2 separate regions of the Homo sapiens genome follow, and region 1 is linked to region 2. Evidence: chromatin loops called from intact Hi-C (ENCODE). Cell type or tissue: right lobe of liver. All regions are shown on one strand. Each heading gives the region's core, and the rest is flanking DNA. Links, peaks and the distances in the headings are about the cores only. Region 1 overlaps ITGA11 (integrin subunit alpha 11). Region 2 overlaps CORO2B (coronin 2B).

Region 1 (9,134 bases), core at 749-8,748, 350 kb before region 2:
CAGTACTCCCTGAGAACAAGAGACCACCAGAGACTGGGCAGATGGAATGAGGAAAGCAGGGGTAGAGAGGAGCCCCAGGGTTGGGGCAAAAAGGTGGGTCTGGGCACTTGACTGGCCTCTGCTCATGGGAATAGCCACTGGGAGGAGAGTGGAAATGGATGGCAGGGCTGGAAAGAGCTCACCCTTCAAGACCACTTCCTATTTCAAAGGCCCTTGGTGTCCCCACCATAGAGATCATACCCTCCGCTGAACCCAGAGCTCTTATTTGACCTCACCACTCACGCATCACCACTCCGCACATCATGTTTCCCTTTTGGCCTTGGCTGCTAGGAAGCTCAGCACTAATGTAGAGATAATCCTTATTTTAGCCTAGCTGGTTAGAATATGTGCTCCATTATCCTTCTACAAGTTTTGAATGTGCTATTTCTCTTTATTATCTATGTCATGGTATATATGTTTTCTATCTAAATCATCTCATAGTTGGATCAAAGTTGAGCATAAATTATTGGAAAATATGTTACATAAATTAAGAATATGATATTGTTCATTATTTTCCCTTGTATGTTCGTTTGTCTCTTCCAGGGGATTGTAGGTCCCCTGCTCACCCTCGGCTGGTGTCCCTGGCATCTTTCCATCAGAAGGATTGGAAAGCCCAAGGTGTTCAGCCAGCGGGCCTAGAGGTCACCTCATCTGGGGGCTGAAGGACAAGCACCCAGAACTCCAGAGACTCCTGTCTCTACCTTTCATCTATTTTGTAATGTGGGCTCCGAAGAAAGGGTTTCTTTTTTTTTTTTTTTTTAACAAAATTTGAAATTAGATTAGACTAGTAGTTTCATATTACAGAAGAGACTTTCCTGAGGTTATGCAGGAGTTGGTGGCAGAGCCTGGGCTAGAACGCAGGCTCCAAGTGCAATGTTTGATCCATGCTGCCTGTGAGGAGGATGTCCAGGAAATAATCCAGGGCCCCAGGAGCCCCAGAGCCTCTGGCAGTGAAGGGGAAGGGGCGAGGGTGGGGGTGGAAGGAGCCAACTCACATGGCCGTGGGCAGGTCACTCCGGGCATCCAACACAAGGTCAGGGACACAGTGCTCATCCTCATTGCAGCCGTTCCAGAAGGGCACCTGGGCCAGGGAGAGCCAGGTGTGGGCAGCTGGGTAGGGACCCGCAGCCCCTCGCCCTCAATGTACACCAGCTCTGTCTCCACCACACTAGACATGGGCTGGCTTTCCTGCACTGTCCCCAGACACCACACTGCTCTGTCTTGTGCTTTTCCATAGATGCTTCCCTCTTTAAAACGATGCTCAAAGCTCAGCTCCTCCTGGCTCCCCTCCAGTTCATAACTGAGCTGATGGCACAGAACCCCCACCCCCACTCACCCAGCAGAGCGGTTCTGGTCAACATTTATTGATCATCTACTGTGTGTGGGCAAGGGCTTTGGTACTGGGGATACAAAACAAGAAAGATGCAGCTTCTGCCCTCAGCTCAAGGGGAAGATTGGTGTATGAACAAATCACTAGTGTAAAATGTGCAAAAAAACCGAAAAGAAATGTGCATGAGGAATAGAAGAGGCAGAGAGGAGAAACAGCTGTTTTGGCCTGTAGGAAGTCAGGGAAGCCTTCGAGGAAGTGACAGGGGATCAGAGTTCTGAAGGACGGTCAAGGTAGCTGTGTGGACCGGGATGGAGGTGGTGAAGTCCAGGAGGAAGGACGGCCTGATGCAGGGGCCCTGGGGCAGGAGCGGGACGGTGAGTCTGGGAAATGATAGGTGGGTCAGTGTTGCTGTGGTAAGAGACACAGGGGTGGGAGAGAGGAAGAGATGGTCAGGGGCCTGTGTTTACAGGGCCTTGGGGTCATTCCTTGCAACTGGTAGGAGTCGCCGAATGCCTCAGGCAGGGAATGTCCTGACAGACCTGCATGCTGAAGGCTGCCCTGGCTGCTGTGGGAGAATGGAGTGAGAAGATGGAGGCTCGAGGCAGGGAGACCATTGAGGAGGCTGCCACAACATTCGGGCAAGAGATGACGCTGGTGTCGGTGTGGTAGTGGGCATGAGAGGAGGAAATAGGTTAGTGACCCCAGAGGCGGGATCAATAGGAACCTGGAGGTTGTCGGGGCTGAGGGAGAAAGGGGTCCAGGGTGTCAGCTGAGTTTCTTTTTTAGGTGTCTAGAAGGATAATCATGGCATTTGGTAATAAAAGCAGGGGTTGGCTGGGCGTGGTGGCTCACACCTGTAATCCTAGCACTCTGGGAGGCTGAGACAGGTGGATCAACTGAGGTCAGGAGTTCAAGAACAACCAGGCCAACATGGTGAAACTTTGTCTCTGCTAAAAAATACAAAAATTAGCTGGGCGCAGTGGCTGCAGTCCCAGCTACTCGGGAGGCTGAGGCAGGAGAATTGCTTGAACTCAGGCAGAGGCTGCAGTGGGCCAAGATCGTGCCACTACACTCCAACCTGGGTGACAGAGGGAGATACCATTTCAAAAAAAAAAAAAAAGAAAGTAGGGGTTAAGTGAGAAGTTCAGTGTGCGGCATGTTGAGTTTGAAGTGCCTGTGGCCCACCCAGGGCGAGGACCTCAGCAGGCAGATGGATATTCAAGCCTGGAGCTGAGGGGCAGTAACTGTCACTACCGACAACACAGCCCAAACCAGGGGAGAGGAAACAGGTGTCACAAAGTCATGTGTATCTTAAATTCATTAACTTTTCTCGAAGGAGAGCTCTCTGGCCCTCAGTCAGATCCACACGCTCTTGCTTTAGGCATTGATCTACCCATCTCGCCCCTCAGCTCCCCACCGCAAGGTGGACCTGCCGACTGCAATGGTAGCCAGCGAAGCCATATCCAGGGGTCACCGTGGAGCCGTTTGGGAAAGGAACTTAGTTCAGGATAGGGGCTTTACGGCATTCTAGCACCAAAGTTCATCCTGGTGAGTTCAAGTCTCAAAGAAAAAACAGCCAGCTCCCACTCAGCATACTGTTTAAGAAGTTTGAGAACTATATAATGACCTTCAGAAGAATTTCTATCTGGCTGATTAAAATAAATAATTTAATGTAATAAGCAACTGTTACACTCAATAATATGGGATGGCTCACTTCCCCAACAGGCCAGATATTATGGTATTAGAACAGCGCTGGGCATTTAGTAGAGGCAAAGTAAGACTTTGTAGAATGATGGGAAGAATGTGTCTCACTTGCTGGGGGCTAGAAATCCAGATAAATCAGAGTTTTAGAAACTTAGCTGCTCTACAAAGTTTTCAGCTCTGTTTCTCACCTTTTCTTTATAAGGTGAGAAAGGGGTTTACCTGAAGCTGCATCCTGCCTTTCCTATTTCCCTGCCTTGGTGATGCTGTCAGCTCTCCCGGAATAAAAGCCCATCCTCCCTGTCTCTGCATGTCTGAATCCTGCCTAGCCTTTAAAGTCTGGCCAAAGGCTCCCTCCTCCAGGAAGGCCCTCTGACCTATCATCTGATTGCTTGATTGTACGTCCTCCAAGTGCATACTGCCTCCCACCTGACCTGTGCTGCTCATTACCACCTTGCACGGAGATCGTCGGTGTCAGAGCAGGGATTACCCTGTGTGTTAATCTGCACTGTGGGCTTCAGCATGCTTGTGGGGTGAGTGCCACGTACTCATTCATTTGCCATAGTGACTTTGTAATTACTGCGAGAGGACAAAAATGACTTAGTGCGCCCAGCTTTCCCCTTCTCCCGGCTCACTAACGATGAATCCAGCTTTGCCAGCCCAGGAGCTCAGACTTAGGAGAAAGAGGGGAGGTGTGAGGACGGAGGTTTGGCAGGGGACTGTGGGAGGCCTGGGGAGAGGGGTGTGGAGGGGCTGTGGGGGATGATGGGTGTGAATGAGAGAAGGGGAGGTTTTCAGGGGCATTGCTGTGGACTGTACGGTCCTTTCCTGGTGTTGAAGAAATGCAGGTAAGAACTTGAATAATTCTGAAACTGCTTCCTGGCTGGACTCTGTCACTCACACAGACGTTGCTCAGAGACTGGACCTCACAGAATGGCTTAAGAGCACCGTGGTGTGCTTAAAAGTTGTTTCCCAAATCCTCAAGGTTCAGGCATTAGCTATTCCATTTTATAACTTTTGCCTGCTCTTGCAGCACAGCAGCAGAATTGATCACTGCCTGACATTTTCCTTGAGTGGGATTTACATGGAGTTGCGGCTGCAGGGAGCATTTGAATGTTAGATGTCAAACATTTTGGATGCCCCAGAGCCAGGGATTAGAAAATGTGGCTGAGGGATGGGGCCGCTTCTTTTTGGAATGCTTAGGACCGCTGTCAGTCAGTTAAAACACTTCTTTTTGCAATACTTAGGAGCTCTGTGAATCAGTTAGTCACCTAACAAGCAGAACCCCAGGCTCTAAGAGTCACTCTCTGGTCTCCATTGTCCTCATCTGTAAAGGAGGGAGGTGGGTGATTAAGATCTCCGATCCCTTCTCATCCAGTGGTTCTTTGTATTTCTCCGGTGCTCACCCTGTGCTCCCCTGTGCTGGGGATACGGGGAAACTTGAACAGGAGAAGGCCTGGGCCTTGCCCTTAAGGAATTGATCTGCTAACACTCAGCACAGGCCCCGAGAGAGGCAGGAAGGAGCCACACTGTGGGTTTGCCAGGACAGGAGGTGGGAAGGTGAGATGAGGGATGGTGTCCTCTGTACCCGGCACACTCAGGCTCTGGGCTTTGGGGTTGAGGTGGAGGTGGGGGTGGGGTTCATGCCCGAGGTGCGTGCCCTGTACCGAGATGTACCGAGACTCTGAGAGTGGTGGGCCAGCCGTCGTCCAGCATGGGGCCATGGTCAGGGTCCTCCAGGGAATACTCGACTGAGAAGGTCACTGGCTTCACGTAGTCAGCAGTGTCCTGGGGGGTGGAGATGAGGGCAGCGGTGAGGGAGGAGAGAACGTCATTTTATGAGCCAGGACCGTGGATGCTGAGATAGAACTTCCACCTTCCTTAGATGGCAGGGCAGCTGCCCTGTGCCCTCAGGGTGAGTCTGCAGGTGGATGGAGGTTTCTAGCGGGTCTGTTGGTGGGAAGAGTGTGCTTCTGTGAAAGGAGCTCCAAGCTCAGCTCATGCCAACCTAGCTGCCTGGCTGTTTTGCCAAGCTCCTGCACATCCTTCGGGGCCAGACTCCCATTGCCCGGGTACCTCGGCCTCTGGGAAGCCTGGCAGTGCCCGCCTGTATCCCACCCCACCCACCACTCTCTTCAGACCAGTTACGCCTGCTGCTCATGTAGCATTTGAACCATATGACTGTGTGTCACTCTTCCTTCCCAAGCAAGGAATAGGCCTGGAGCCTCCCAGCATGGCCCTAGCACTGTGATAAGGGCTTCAGCATGTGGAATTGGTGAATGAACAAACTCGTGAGCAAGACAGGGGCGCTCAGGTTGGTTCTGAGCATAGATGGTAAGTAAAGGGGTTGCTTAGAGCAGCCTAAAAATTTCCCCTTGGAACCTGCAATCCCTGATTATATAAAGGCAGTGGCTGTCAAACCTGAGCTGGCACCAGAGTCCCCTGGGAGCTTGTTAAAACACAGGGTGCTGGCGCCAGCCCCAGCCCCAGCCCCAGAGTTTCTGAGTCAGAACAAGTGAATTTCCAAGTTTGTGGGGAGGATGAAGATGCTGCTGGTGTGGATGCGTCTCAGGGGGCCCCTTAACAGGGATGCACCTTCTCAGACCTGCTCACATCTCTGAACTCTGGCCATTGAACTACTGGGACCAGGAGGGCTCTGAGTGACCCTGCTTGCATCTCTGGGGCTGGAGCTGTGAGCTGGGTATTTGGTATCTCTGGATGGAAGTAAACCTCTCATTCTCTTCCTTAGCTATAAAATGGGGCACCAGGCCACTACCCTACTTGTGACATCACTGGCGCCCCTCTCTGTCTCACCTCCTGTTTTGTACATGCCACTGTCTCCTGGACCTGGCCTTTAATTGTTAGCTGCTGCCTGCTTATCCCTCCCTTTGGGGCTGTGCCCCCCACCAGCTGCTCCTAGTTCTCTCTGCTGGACCTACTGAGCCCACCTTCCTCCCTTCGGCATCTGAGAGTGGCAGGAGAAGAGGTTTTGGAAGGATGTCTAGTGAGGTGGTATGTAGCGTGTCTCTGGGGCATGAGGTGGGAATGTGGAGTGGCCAAGGTCAGGGTACACTGTCCCTGGCTGGCTTCCTGAGGTCTGCTGGGGGCTTAGAACCAGCCAGGCAGACTCTCTGCCTCTCCCACGGCAGATGCTCCTTCCTATAGGAGCTTGGGCTCTGCTGGTGGGGCTGCCAGCTTACCAGGACATGGAAGTTGATCCGCTCACAGAGCTCCTGGCCGGAGGAGAGCAGTACGGCTCTGTTGGTGAATCGGTCCCCGCCCTCGTCCAGGTGGGCCCTCGGTGTATACCGCCTCTCATCCATGGTGGCGTTGTATCTGATGCCTGCAGGAGGGGAGAGGGCAAGACCACAAAGGTGGAGCCACATGCCCATCCAAGACTGTCTGCCTCCTCCAGGAAGCCCCCCAGGCTGGCCAGGGGAGAGCTGTTCCTTTCCTCTCACGAGCCCCAGTGTGGGTGAGAAACTCCCACATGGAGAGCAAGTGATTGCATGAGGAAGGTAAAGGAAGGAACCAAAGAAAAGGGGGAGGAAGAGGGTGGAGAAAGAGCAGAAGGAAGAAGTGGAGGGAAAGTGAACACCGCAGATGAGGAGGGGAGACAGGATGTGGGGCCAGGGTGGTGTCATGTTGAGCCCTTGCTGCAGTCAACAACCCCCTCCGCCTCTCCCTCCACCTTCCCTGTCTTTCCCTGGGCTCTGGGATCCCCCTCAGGGCTGGTCAGAGCCTTTGCTGGGTACTTCCTCTCACACCAAGGAGGGCTGGCCAGCCCCTTCCTGCCGGATCCTCAAATCTCTGACTCTATTCTGGGGCATAAACCCTGCTGCCTCCTCCCCTTCAGTTAGGTTTTGCCAATTCCCGGAAAGGCTCAGTCCCTTCTCCTGTTCTCCAGCACGCCCGCAGGTTGCTGCTGGCTCTCATATCTGTCTCCTCTCAGGGACAGAAGTTGAAAGAGAGGGGCACAGCCCCCAGGCCCACCTTTGTCCTCATCTTCCCTTTGGTCTCTTCTTTGTCTGGTCCTGCTCCTTGGCTGAGAGACTCCCTGAGTCCCTGTTTCCTGTGCCAGCACAGACAGTCCTGGAACCCGCAGCTCACTTCCTGAGACCACCTGGGGCCAGGGCTGTCATGAGTAGGTGTCTGACTCCAGACTTAGCTGGAAGTGATGGACCCTCAGAAGGAAACTGCCCTGCTGTGGACTCACACCCACTTCTGAGCGGGGCTCCCTGCTGCTGGGGTCTCATTGACCTGGCCTCCTGGTTTCCAGCACCCCCCCTGTAGGACTCCTGGGTCTGCATCCAGGCAGACTTCTGGGCTTCCACACCCCACTTTTCTCCACTGGCATCAGTCCTGTGCTCTGATCCAAACTCTACGCCCAGACTGTTTCCTTCTTCTCCTGTCCTCCCTGTCATGATCACCCCTGCTCACTGCCACTCTCACCCTGGCATGACATCCCCTCTTTGCCCTTTGGAATGAGAGCATCAAATGGGATCCAGTAGTCATCCAAGGTGGCTCTTGGGCGACCTGGCACTTAGCACCCATTTTGGGAAAAGCCCAGGCTTTGAAATAGAGCAAGGTGCAGGGGGAGACTGGAGTCTGGGGGTGGGGAGAAAGGAGGGGCCTGCTTTACCAACAGTTGTTGTTTGGAAATGGGGTGCCAGGAAGATGGGCGTGAAGCAGAGGAAGGCGGCCAGGCAGGTGGCATCCCTGCCACTGCGCTTGCAGTCTCTGTGGAAGATGTTGATCTTGGATGGCTCAAAGTGGAGGCTGGCATTGATCTGAACCACTGGGCGGGACCTGGAGGAGAAGGGCCAGTGAGCTGGGGTGGGGCAGGGGCTCAGGCTGCCCTGCTGTGACCATGGGGAAAGACAAGAACCAGATGCGAGTGGGATCTGCAAAGCCACTGGAGGGGGTGAGGTGGAGGATGGAGGGGGCGAGGTGGAGGATGGAGGGGGCTTCGGATGTCAAAGGACTGGCAAGAGCGAGCACGGGGCGAAAGGGGCTCAGCCACCTCATGGCCCCTCCATGCAGCCCCTCAGCACTTTCCCCGAGGGGCTGTGCTCGCTGTGGATCATGCTGACTTCCCTTTGCTCCCTCATCATCTTTTATAGCAGTGGTTCCCCACCCTGGATGCACATGTGAGTCATCTGAAGAGCTTAAAAAAATCCTGGTGCCTCAGCTACACCCTAGGCAAAACCACATCAGAATCAGACCTTAGCAGGTTTTAAAGCAGTGCCTCTGAAATTTTCATATGTGTGCACGCCCCCTGGGGATCATGTTAAAATGCAGATTTTGATCCAATAGCTTGGCACTGATTTTGCATTTCTAACAAGATCCCAGGTGATGTGAACGTTCCATGGACCACACTTCGAAGAGCGAGGCGTTAAAGCACCCCAGGTGATTCCAACGTGCAGCCAGCATCCATCTAACCCCCACACTACCCCATCCAGGTAACCAAGGAAATACAAATTTACCCTTATACCGGCCTAAGTCAAATGTAATTAGGAACGGAAACCTATTGCCTCTCCCAACCATGAATGTATATAAAAAGAAATAGAAGTAGAGTGGCTTAGAGGTTTCATAGCTTCAACATGATGATCTGTGCCAATACTCTGTTCTTCTTAGCATAAAGGTGAACAGCACCTCTGCACTGTAGCGTGAAAGAGTGGATTTGAGTCTTGGCTCCACGGGCTCCTCATTGGACCTTGGCAGGTCACATGATCTTTGCAATGGGGGATTGTGAGGATCAGAGGAGGTGAGAATGTCCTTTGACAGTGTAGAGTGCTGTGTCAACATAGTGGGTTACATCTGAAGTTCTCAAACTTGACTTCCCATTGGAATCACTTGGGGAGTTTAAAAAAAATTACTGCTGCCCAGGTCCCTCCACAGAATTCTGCTTAATTGGTGTGGGTAAAGCCTGGGCAATGACATTTTAAAAGCTCCCCTGGTGATCCTAATGGGCAGTCATGTTTGAGAACTATGGGGCTTGACCATAGTCTTCCCAGAGGGCTCTCGCCCGCAATTTCATCAGTATTTAGGTAGCACATAGGTG
Region 2 (9,134 bases), core at 308-8,307:
TCCCGGGACTGACCTTGACTTTTGGCCTCACTTTCGTTGAGCTCAATGGGCAATGCTGGCTCTGAGTTAGCTGTGAGTTTCAGGAAAAAAAAATTCAACTTTCTAAAAATATCAATCCAATGGTGGGTTTTGGGCTCAACAAAGAAACCCCTGACAGTTTCCTGTTAATAAAATAAATATATTTTTCTTGGAGAAATAAACCAAATAAGAAAAAATAAATAAGGCTGGGTGTGGTGGCTCATGCCTATAATCCCAGCACTTCAGGAGGCCAAGGTGGGTGGATCACTTGAGGTCAGGACTTCGAGACCAGCCTGGCCAACATGGTGAAACCCTATCTCTACTAAAAATACAAAAATTAGCCAGGCATGATGGCGCATGCCTGTAATCCCAGCTACTCAGGAGGCTGAGGCAAGAGAATTGCTTGAACCTAGGAGACAGAGGTTGCAGTGAGCCAAGATCATGCCACTGCACTCTAGCCTGGGTGACAGAGCAAGACTCTGTCTCAGAAAAAAAAAAGGGGGGGAAAAATAAAGAAAAATTTAAAAATTTTTGAAAAATTATGTATAGATAACCAACTAGTAGAGGTCTGGATCAGAATCAAGATGGCAAAGCAGAAGTACTTAGTGGTTTGTTTTGTTTTGAGACAGGATCTGGCTTTGTTGCCCAGGCTGGAGTGCAGTGGCGTGATATTAGCTCACTGCAACCTCCACCCGCTGGGTTTAAGCTATCCTACCACCTCAGCCTCCCAAGTAGCTGGGACTTCAGGTGTGCACCACTAAGCCTGGTTAATTTTTTAATTTTTTTTGGTAGAGACAGGGTTTCACTGTGTTGTCTAGGCTGATCTCTTGAAATCCTGGGCTCAAGTGATCCTCCTGCCTCAGCCTCTCAAAGTGCTGGGATTACAGGCATGAGCCATCGCGCCCAGCCAGCAAAAATATTTAGAATCATTAGTTTCCGTAGATGGATCAGAAGTGAAAAGGGGCAATGAATGTGATAAGGAACTAATACACAGAATTAATATCTCTGATATACAAAGAGCTCTTATAAATTATTAAGAAAAAGATAAACACCAATACACCATTAGGAAATAATTGAGGACCTCATAGAATCAGAAGATTCACAAGCAAATAAATGCAAATATCTGCTAAGCAAATGAAGATATAAGCAACCTTACAAAGCATCAAAGACTTGCAAAGGAAAACAATGAGATATTTTTCATCTGAAAATAAGCAGATAAAAATATTATAATATTGGGTGCTGTCAGGGTTATAGGGAAATGGCCATTCTCTTGAGTTGCTGACAGGAGTGTAAATTAGTACAACCATTGTGAAAGGCATCTTAAAATTCATAACAAAAGCATTTTTTTAAAGTGCAGATCTATTACCTAGCATTTTCACTTACAATAATTTATCTTTTTAAAAATTCATGTGTGGAAGAATTCAGCTACTATGTTTGCCTCAGCCTTTTTAGAGTATTGGAAATTATAAAGCACTTATGGATCCAAAAGTAGGGAATTGCATAAGGTATTGTAGTACAGCCACACTGAGGAATACAACGCAGCCGTGAAAATCATGCTGTTCAAGAATGTTCAATGGCACAGGAAAAGGAACCACAACCACTCTCTCCAGCTGGGCATAAAATGGAGCTGATACTCACCACGACATAATAGGAATTATTCTTCCTCTGTATTTCCCAATTTTTCTGTTGTTGTTTTTTTTTCCTACTTTCTTAAAAAGTGAAGAGGAATCTTCTGGAATGTCAGGGACTGTGCCCACAGTTTGAGACCCAGGAAAATTGGCTCAACATCCCTGTTGGCTGTAGACCCACATATGAGCCAAAGCCTCACCCACATGGCTTACCTGCCTCAGTTTCCCATATCAAAATCTGAGATGATAATGCCTGTTCTGCCTCCCTCACAACAAATAGAAAATATAGCTGTGTTAATGTTCTGTTGTTGCATAACAAATTACCCCAAAATGTGGCTGGGTAGTTCTGGTTCAGGGTCTCATTTGGTTGCGTTAAAGCTGTCGGCCAGGGCTGCAGTCATCTGAAGGCTCGACTGGGGAATATACACTTCCAAGCTCATTCTTGCAGCTATTGGCAGGAGGCCTCACTTCCTTGCAGGCTGTTGGCCAGAGACCTCAGTCCCTCACACCTGGTCTCTCCATAGGCTAAGTGTTCTCACTCATGGCAGCTGGCCTCCTCTGAGTGGTGATCCAGGTGAGAGCAAGAGAGCCCAGGCAGAAACTGGAATCTTGTGTAACCCTGGCCACATTCTATTAGTAACACAGACCAACCCTGGTGCAATATGGGAGGGGACTACACAAGGCATGTATACTAGGAGGTGAGATTACAGGAGACCATCCCAGGGTTAAAGTGCTTAACAGGGAAAGGTGTGTTCTAAGGGGCAGTCAGGGGCTATCCATAAGCTCCCAAAGTTCTGACTGTGCCCAGCTTTTTTGGAAGCCCTTGAGAGCATGATGGGGCCCACAGGAATAGTGAACCGGGGTGAAAAGATCCCACTCCACTTGTTCGCTGAGTGCAGCATGGGGAAGATTTATATCTAAAGTAACAGCAACTATCCCTGAGCAACTTGGTAATCGGGAGGTGTGTGTGTGTGTGTGTGTGTGTGTACTTTTTTGGTGTTTTTCAAGTCATCTTCTTTGAGTATGCATAATTTTCTGGTTTTTAAAAATTTTTTGAGACAGAATCTCACTCTGTCGCCCAGGCTGGGGTGCAGTGGTACAATCATAGCTCACTGCAGCCTCAGTCTCCTGGAATCAAGTGATCCTCCCACCTCAGCCTCCCAAAGTGCTGGGATTACAGGCATGAGCCAAGTACATAGAATGTTTGTATAACAGCCGGGACATAGATGTGCACCACCATGCCTGGCTAATTTTTGTGTGTGTACAGATGGGGTCTCACTATGTTGCCCAGGCTGATCTTGAACTCCTGGACTCTAGCAATTCTCTTATCTCGGCCTTCCAAAGTGCTGGGATTACAGACGTGAGCCAAGTATAATACACATCATTTTTGAAGTTAAAACAGAAATGTCTGAGGACAGTGAATTCATCTGACTCTCAAAAGAGACTGCAAGTGATACAGTGGCTCAGCTTTGGAAGTGAAGAAATGGTGCCTCTAGAACCAGGAAGAATCCTGTTCTGGGATGGAGTGGCCTAGGGAGAGGTGGAGAGGGAGGAGATACATCAGGCAGCAAACCAGGCCCCTTAGGTTATGAGGCAGGGACCTGCCACCCCATGAGCCTGCCCCTCCCCACCCCCACCAAGTGGCCAGGGACTGCAGGTGGGATGTGAGAGCCACATAATGTGAGCTCGGCGACCTTAGAGCAGCCCCTCACATCACAGTTTGGATCAGATGCGCCTAATGGGGGGTACCAGGGTGTGGGGTATGGGTTGAAGATGAGATCAGGTGCAGGTGGATGTGAGGACATAGCAGGCAGGAGAACCCACACCCCCAGGGAAAGGGTCTACAAACAAGTTGTAGCTTACAGGGGTGGTGAATGGGGGCCACTGTGAGTGCTGGAAACCTAAGCCGGTAGGTGGGTGGTGGAAGTGCAGAGTCTGCCCTCTTCTGCCCTTCAGCAGTAACTGAAAGGGGTGTCATTTGGAATGTCAGAGTTGGAAGGAGCCTCAGAATTGATTGGGATCCATCAATCTCTTAAAGATGAGAAAGAAAGAGGAGGTCGGGCACAATGGCTCACGTCTATGATACCAGCATTTTGGAAGGCTGAGGTGGGAGGATTGCTTGAGCCCAGGAGTTCCAAACCAGCCTGGGCAACCCTGTCTCTCAAATGAAAAAAATAAAAAATTAGCCAAGCATGCCTGAGTCCGGCTACTTGGGAGGCTGAGGTAGGAGAATTGCTTGAGACTGGACAGTCGAGGCTGCAGTAAACTATGATCATGCCACTGTACTCTGGCCTGGGCACACAGAGTGAGACACTGTCTCAATAAAATAAAATTTTCTTAAAAAAGGAAAGTGTCTTGGCCGGGCTCCGTGGCACATGCCTGTAATCCCAGCACTTTAGGAGGCCAAGGCAGGCGAATCACTTAAGGTCAGGAGTTCGAGACCAGCTGGCCAACATAGTGAAACCCCGTTTCTACTAAAAATACAAAAATTAGCCAGGCGTGGTGGCATGCGCCTGTAATCCCAGCTACTCAGGAGGCTGAGGCAGGAGAATCACCTGAACGGGGGAGACAGAGTTTGCAGTGAGCCGAGATGGCGCCACTGCACTCCAGCCTGGGCAACAGAGCGAGACTCCGTCTAAAAAAAAAAAAAAAAAAAAAAAGGACAGTGTCCCGCTAAGACCCACAGCACCGTGGGTGACTAACTAGGAAAGGGACTCCAGCTCCCAAGAGCTGACAAATAAAAGAAGGGTTGACTTTTTCGGTGGACCCAGAAGCAGCAGTAGGAGCTTATGGCAAAAGTTAGAAGGAGGCGGATTTTCATCTCATTATGAAGAATTTTCTAAGTGATGGGCACAGTTGTGAGCTGGGGTTGACTGGGAGCGGGAGAGAGGCTGCGTGTGTGTCTCGGGTCCTGGTCGGCTCAGTTCCCTCCCACAGAGTCTAAGAGCTTGGATGTGGCTGAGAGTAGCGCAGCCACCGCCCTCTGCTGGTGGAATGCTGGTAGCACAGCTTTCCTGCTTGGCCACGATGCTGCCCTCTGGCTAGGCGAGGCTTTCCAGAGAAGAAGCAACCCTTTGGGGTCTGAGAGCTCCCTGCTGGGGGCTTCGGGACGGTGGGTAGTATATATTCTCTGCACACATGTGCCCGGAAGACAGACGAGGCCATCAGAATGCCCGCCAGTGTCTGTAACTCGGGACTGAAGCCAGCGAATGCCCCAGGTGATTGTGTGCCCTGGGTCTTCAGGTGACCCTGCTGCCCCTTCCTGTGAGCAAGGTCTCCAGAACTGACAGGTGGGATGGGGCACTGGCCTGGGTGTCTGCAAACCTGGGTGTGGCCTGGCACAGCCATCACCCTCTTACTCACTGGGTGACCTCAAGCAAGTGCCCTCCCCAAACTGGACTTGCACTGGCGGTGGGGTGGAAGAGTAGGGGCCCTGACCGCCAGAGAAAGGCTCGTGGGCAGTGGCTTCTCCGTGGAGCACACGCGAAGAACATCAAACTCAGCAGTGCTCCATGACCTCACCAGGCAGGGTTGGAGTAAGAGTTTGCCCTGATCCCAACTACCTTATTCCCTCTTTCTCCCTCCAGCCTTTCCACCAGTGCCCTCATGCTCTTTTCCCTCAGACCTGCCTTCAGGAATATTCTCAAAGCTTATTCAGAATGAGTCCACAGTGACCAATATTATCTCCCACTACACTCTCTTTAGGGGTATTTTTATTTTATTTTGAGAGCAGCAAGGTGGAGCACGAAAGGAATGAATCCCTAATAGTAGAACTTCAGGTATCAGTCAGCTAGAGAGTCAGAGATTCTTTTATAAGGCAAAAAGACTTAGGCAAGAAGAAAGAGGAACTCTTCCCCCTTCCTTTTGTACTGGTCAGACCACAGGCTGGAACTACAGTATTGTTCTCAGCTCCGTGAGCCACACTGAAATTGGGAAATAGAGCAGAAGGTAATCTGAAGAAGGCAGCCATGATGGCGAAAATACTTCTAGTCCAGCATGAATTGGAATGTTTGTACCCCGCTTCAGCATGCTCTGGAATTCCCCTTGCGGCAGCTGCCTCCCATTTTGCTGTCAGTCATTCATGAGGATTTCACAGTAACTTTGAGGACAGGAAACAAGCTGTGTCAATTCCCTTTCCTCGGTCAGTTCAGCCTCTGCTTGGGCCTTTGGAGCTGTCTCTTCCTCTAGCTCACCTTCCCAGGGAAAGTAAAGCCTCTGAGGGCAGGAATAGCATCTTCTAGGCAGAGGAGGGGTATCCTGTGTCTGGAAAGAAATGGGGACTTGAGGAGGTAGGAGGTGAAGTTGTAAATTCTAGTTTGAGCTTTGCCACTTAGTTGCTGCGTGATCTTGAGCAAGACCATGAACCCTTCTGAGCCTCTGTTGTCTCATCTCTGAAGTTAGGGAAATGATAACTCCTCCACAGAGGTAGTGAGACTCAAATAAGATGTTTATAGATCTATTTTTGTAAAACCAAGGTCATGGAGATCATAACAAGTTAGTACATATTTAAAGTGCTTAGAAAACATTAACACATTGTAGGTTCTCTGTAAATGTTAGCTGCAATTCCACCTCCTGGAAGAGAGAATTTATTCACTTAACAAATTTTTACTGAGCACCTTCTCTGTACCCGGCACTGTGGGAAGCACTGGGGACCCAGCAGTGAACAAAACAGACAAAAACCCCAGCCTTCATGGGGCCTACACGCTAGCGGAGGAGACAGATAATAAAGTGGATTATAGGGTATAATATAGTATAATAATAGAACAGAAATGGAATAGAATATAGAATAGAATAGAATAATGCTAGGAGGAGAAATTGATTAGGGAAGGGGACAGGGGTGTGGGCAGGTGGAGGGGTGGCTGAATTTAAATACAGTGGTCAGGGAATCTGATAGGCTCAGCTTGAGTTAGACGCTCATCCTGGCCCAATCAGCTGTGTGTTTGTGTGTGCAAGGGCACAGTGTGGGCAGATAAGGATATCTGATTGGCTCAGCTTGAATTAGATGCCCATTATGATCCAATCAGTTTAGCGTGTGTGTGCTGGCAGTGGCCCACACTTGTGGTGCTAACATGACTGCTAGCGTCCGCATCTGTGGGTGAGGGACATAGGAGTCATGATGAGCTGCACAAACCCTCCAGAGGATTCTGAATTGAAGCAGGACTTCTGCCTCCTGGCCCACCTTAGCCTTTAATTTCCGGGGGCCAATCTAGCTTCAGGTCACCTTCCTCAGCTGTCAGGACTGAGGTGCCAGAGGGTAAGGGGTCTGCAAGGATAACCACCGCTGCCTAAACCCGTCAAATGCCAGACACCTCCATACACTGTCCCTGTTCCCCTGTGACATGGGGCTGCTATTCTCAGAAAGCTGCAGAGGCAGGACTTGAACTAGAGTCCATGAGACTCTCAAGCTGGAGTGCAGGTCTCAGCCGTGTTTCCCAAGTCCTGCTGTCACCTCTGTGCTAGCATGCGCACACCGCAGCCACCTGAGGAGAGTGTTTAAAATGCTTGTTCCCAGAGGCCTTGACCTGACTCAGGAGGTCTAGAGGTGGCCCAAGATCTGTGTTTTTTGTTTCTTCTGGATTATTTTTTTTTTTAAGACAGAGTCATGCTCTGTCACCCAGGGTGGAGTACAGTGGCACCATCACGACTCACTGCAGTCTCTACTTCCTGGATCAATGGACCCTCCCACATCAGCCTCCCCAAGTAGCTGGGACCAGAGGTGTGCACCACCATGCCTGGCTAATTTTTTTTCTTTTTTTTGTAGAGACAGGTTTCACTGTGCTGCCCAGGCTGGTCTTGAACTCCTGTGTTCAAGTGATCCTCCCATTTCAGCCTCCCAAAATGCTGGGATTACAGGCATGAGCCACGGTGCCCAGTCCAAGACCTGTTTTTGCAGCACTTTCGGGACTGTGCTCCCCGCCAGGCCTGGAGCCCCGGAGGCACACCCTCCCTCTCCTCCAAGCCATCTGTCAGTGCTCCCTCTTCCTCTCCAAAGCTTGCTCCTCTGCCCTTCCTGCAAAGCTCCCAATTGAACCCCAAGCCCCATCACTATATTTGCAGGGTGCACTGCTGGTCATTCCCACTGGGCCTGAGCAGAGACTGCAAGTAAGAAAATTCCAGAACCTCAAAGGTCACCCCGCACAAAGCCCCATTGTACAGATGATACAGATGAGGCCCAGACAGGGATAGGGCTAGCTGAAGGCCACACAGCAGAGGGTGGAGCTGAGACCCTCTCCCTGTCATGCAATGGCTAAGGACAAGGGCCCCTCTCTGCCACAGAGAAAGCATTTCCTTGGGCAGCTGGGAGGCAGCTTTTCTGGGAAAGGCCAGATGGTGGCGGGGGGATGCTGAGGCTGTGCTCCAGGGGTTTTCAGGGATTTGCTTGGAGAGGCAAAGGTTACTTGGGAGCGGACCTTCAAAACCTCCATGGGCAGGAAGAAAATAGCTGTCTTTGTCATAGGCCTTGGTGACTTCGTGTTGGGAAATTGTCCACCCTGTGCCAGCCCCTGTCCATTCTGCAGATAAAACAACCCTACCAGGTTGGAGGGTTCCTCACCCACTGCCCAGCCCCATTCTGTGTGTCTCCTGCCTCCCCTCTCCTGATATGTCTGTTCCTGCCTTCACCCTCTCCTTCACCATAGCTGGGTGGCCAAGTCCCCTCTACTGTGTCAAGAACAGGTCCTGATCCCCTGGTTCAGCCAGCCACAGGCTCTCTGCAGCCATGGAAAAACATGAACGTTGGCTGGATTGAGGGTTTCCTGTTATTTCATGAAAATCTCCTGCCTCTCGGAGGCCTGGTGGGGCCCAGCCCCCTGGCCCAGGAGGCTGCCTTGCCCCTCCATAATTAACAGGAGCTCTCCTTTCCCCTGCAAGGTCTGTTGCTTCCTGACAAAGGCCTAACATGCACTTGACTTTCCCCCCAGATGACTTGTACAGCACCCGTGCCACTGGCTGCTGGCTGTTCCTACAACACTGGCGGGGTTAGGACCTTTCCCACTGAGTCTGGGAGGACAGCAGACCCAGGTCCTGTTGTCAGAGAAGGAGTCAGGCAGAACAGCCTAGCACTCCATAGTAAGAGCAGGGGGAGGAGGAGGAGGAATTCCCCAATTTCTGTGTCAGTGTGAGCCCTTTCTCCCCTCCCTCACACTGAGCCCCCAGAAGGGTGCCCCAGGCCTGTCGGGCAATAACAGAGAAAAGACAGCAGGCGGTGGTTCACACCTGTAATCCCAACACTTTGGGAGGCCGACTTGGGCAGATCACCTGAGGTCAGGAGTTCAAGACCAGCCTGGCCAACATGGTGAAACCCCATCTCTACTAAAAATACAAAAATTAGCCAGGTGAGGTGGTGGGTGCCTGTTATCCCAGCTACTCAGTGGACTGAGGCAGGAGAATCATTTGAACCCAGGAGACAGAGGTTGCAGTGAGCTGAGATTGTGCCACTGTACTCCAGCCTGGGCAAAAGAGCGAGACTCCACTTCAAAAAAGAAAAAA

Evidence for each region. Hi-C counts contacts between places; a loop is a spot of excess contacts. Peaks named below come from ENCODE experiments on the same cell type or tissue, not always from the same donor. Only the 100,000 strongest peaks of a DNase experiment are listed, where the experiment ranks them.
Region 1: a loop joins it to region 2, with 2.6 times the contacts of the local background. A loop is called at or near these places in 3 of 110 quality-filtered maps.

The regions. Positions count from the first base shown.
Region 1 is chr15:68,320,384-68,329,517 of GRCh38, forward strand. ITGA11 (integrin subunit alpha 11) reads right to left here. Exons shown (of 30, transcript NM_001004439.2): 16 at 7,713-7,879; 17 at 6,271-6,413; 18 at 4,748-4,858; 19 at 1,035-1,120; 20 at 1-9. Among named protein-coding and RNA genes, the nearest start is that of FEM1B, 47 kb to the left of the region's middle. In right lobe of liver, for the core only: no CTCF peak of the experiment used is centred there; no DNase peak of the experiment used is centred there.
Region 2 is chr15:68,669,553-68,678,686 of GRCh38, forward strand. All of the region lies in intron 2 of CORO2B (coronin 2B), which reads left to right. Among named protein-coding and RNA genes, the nearest start is that of CORO2B, 95 kb to the left of the region's middle. RefSeq lists enhancers at 1-285, 4,387-4,887, 4,462-4,511. In right lobe of liver, for the core only: a CTCF peak has its summit at 4,636 (motif pointing left); a DNase peak (open chromatin) is centred at 4,619.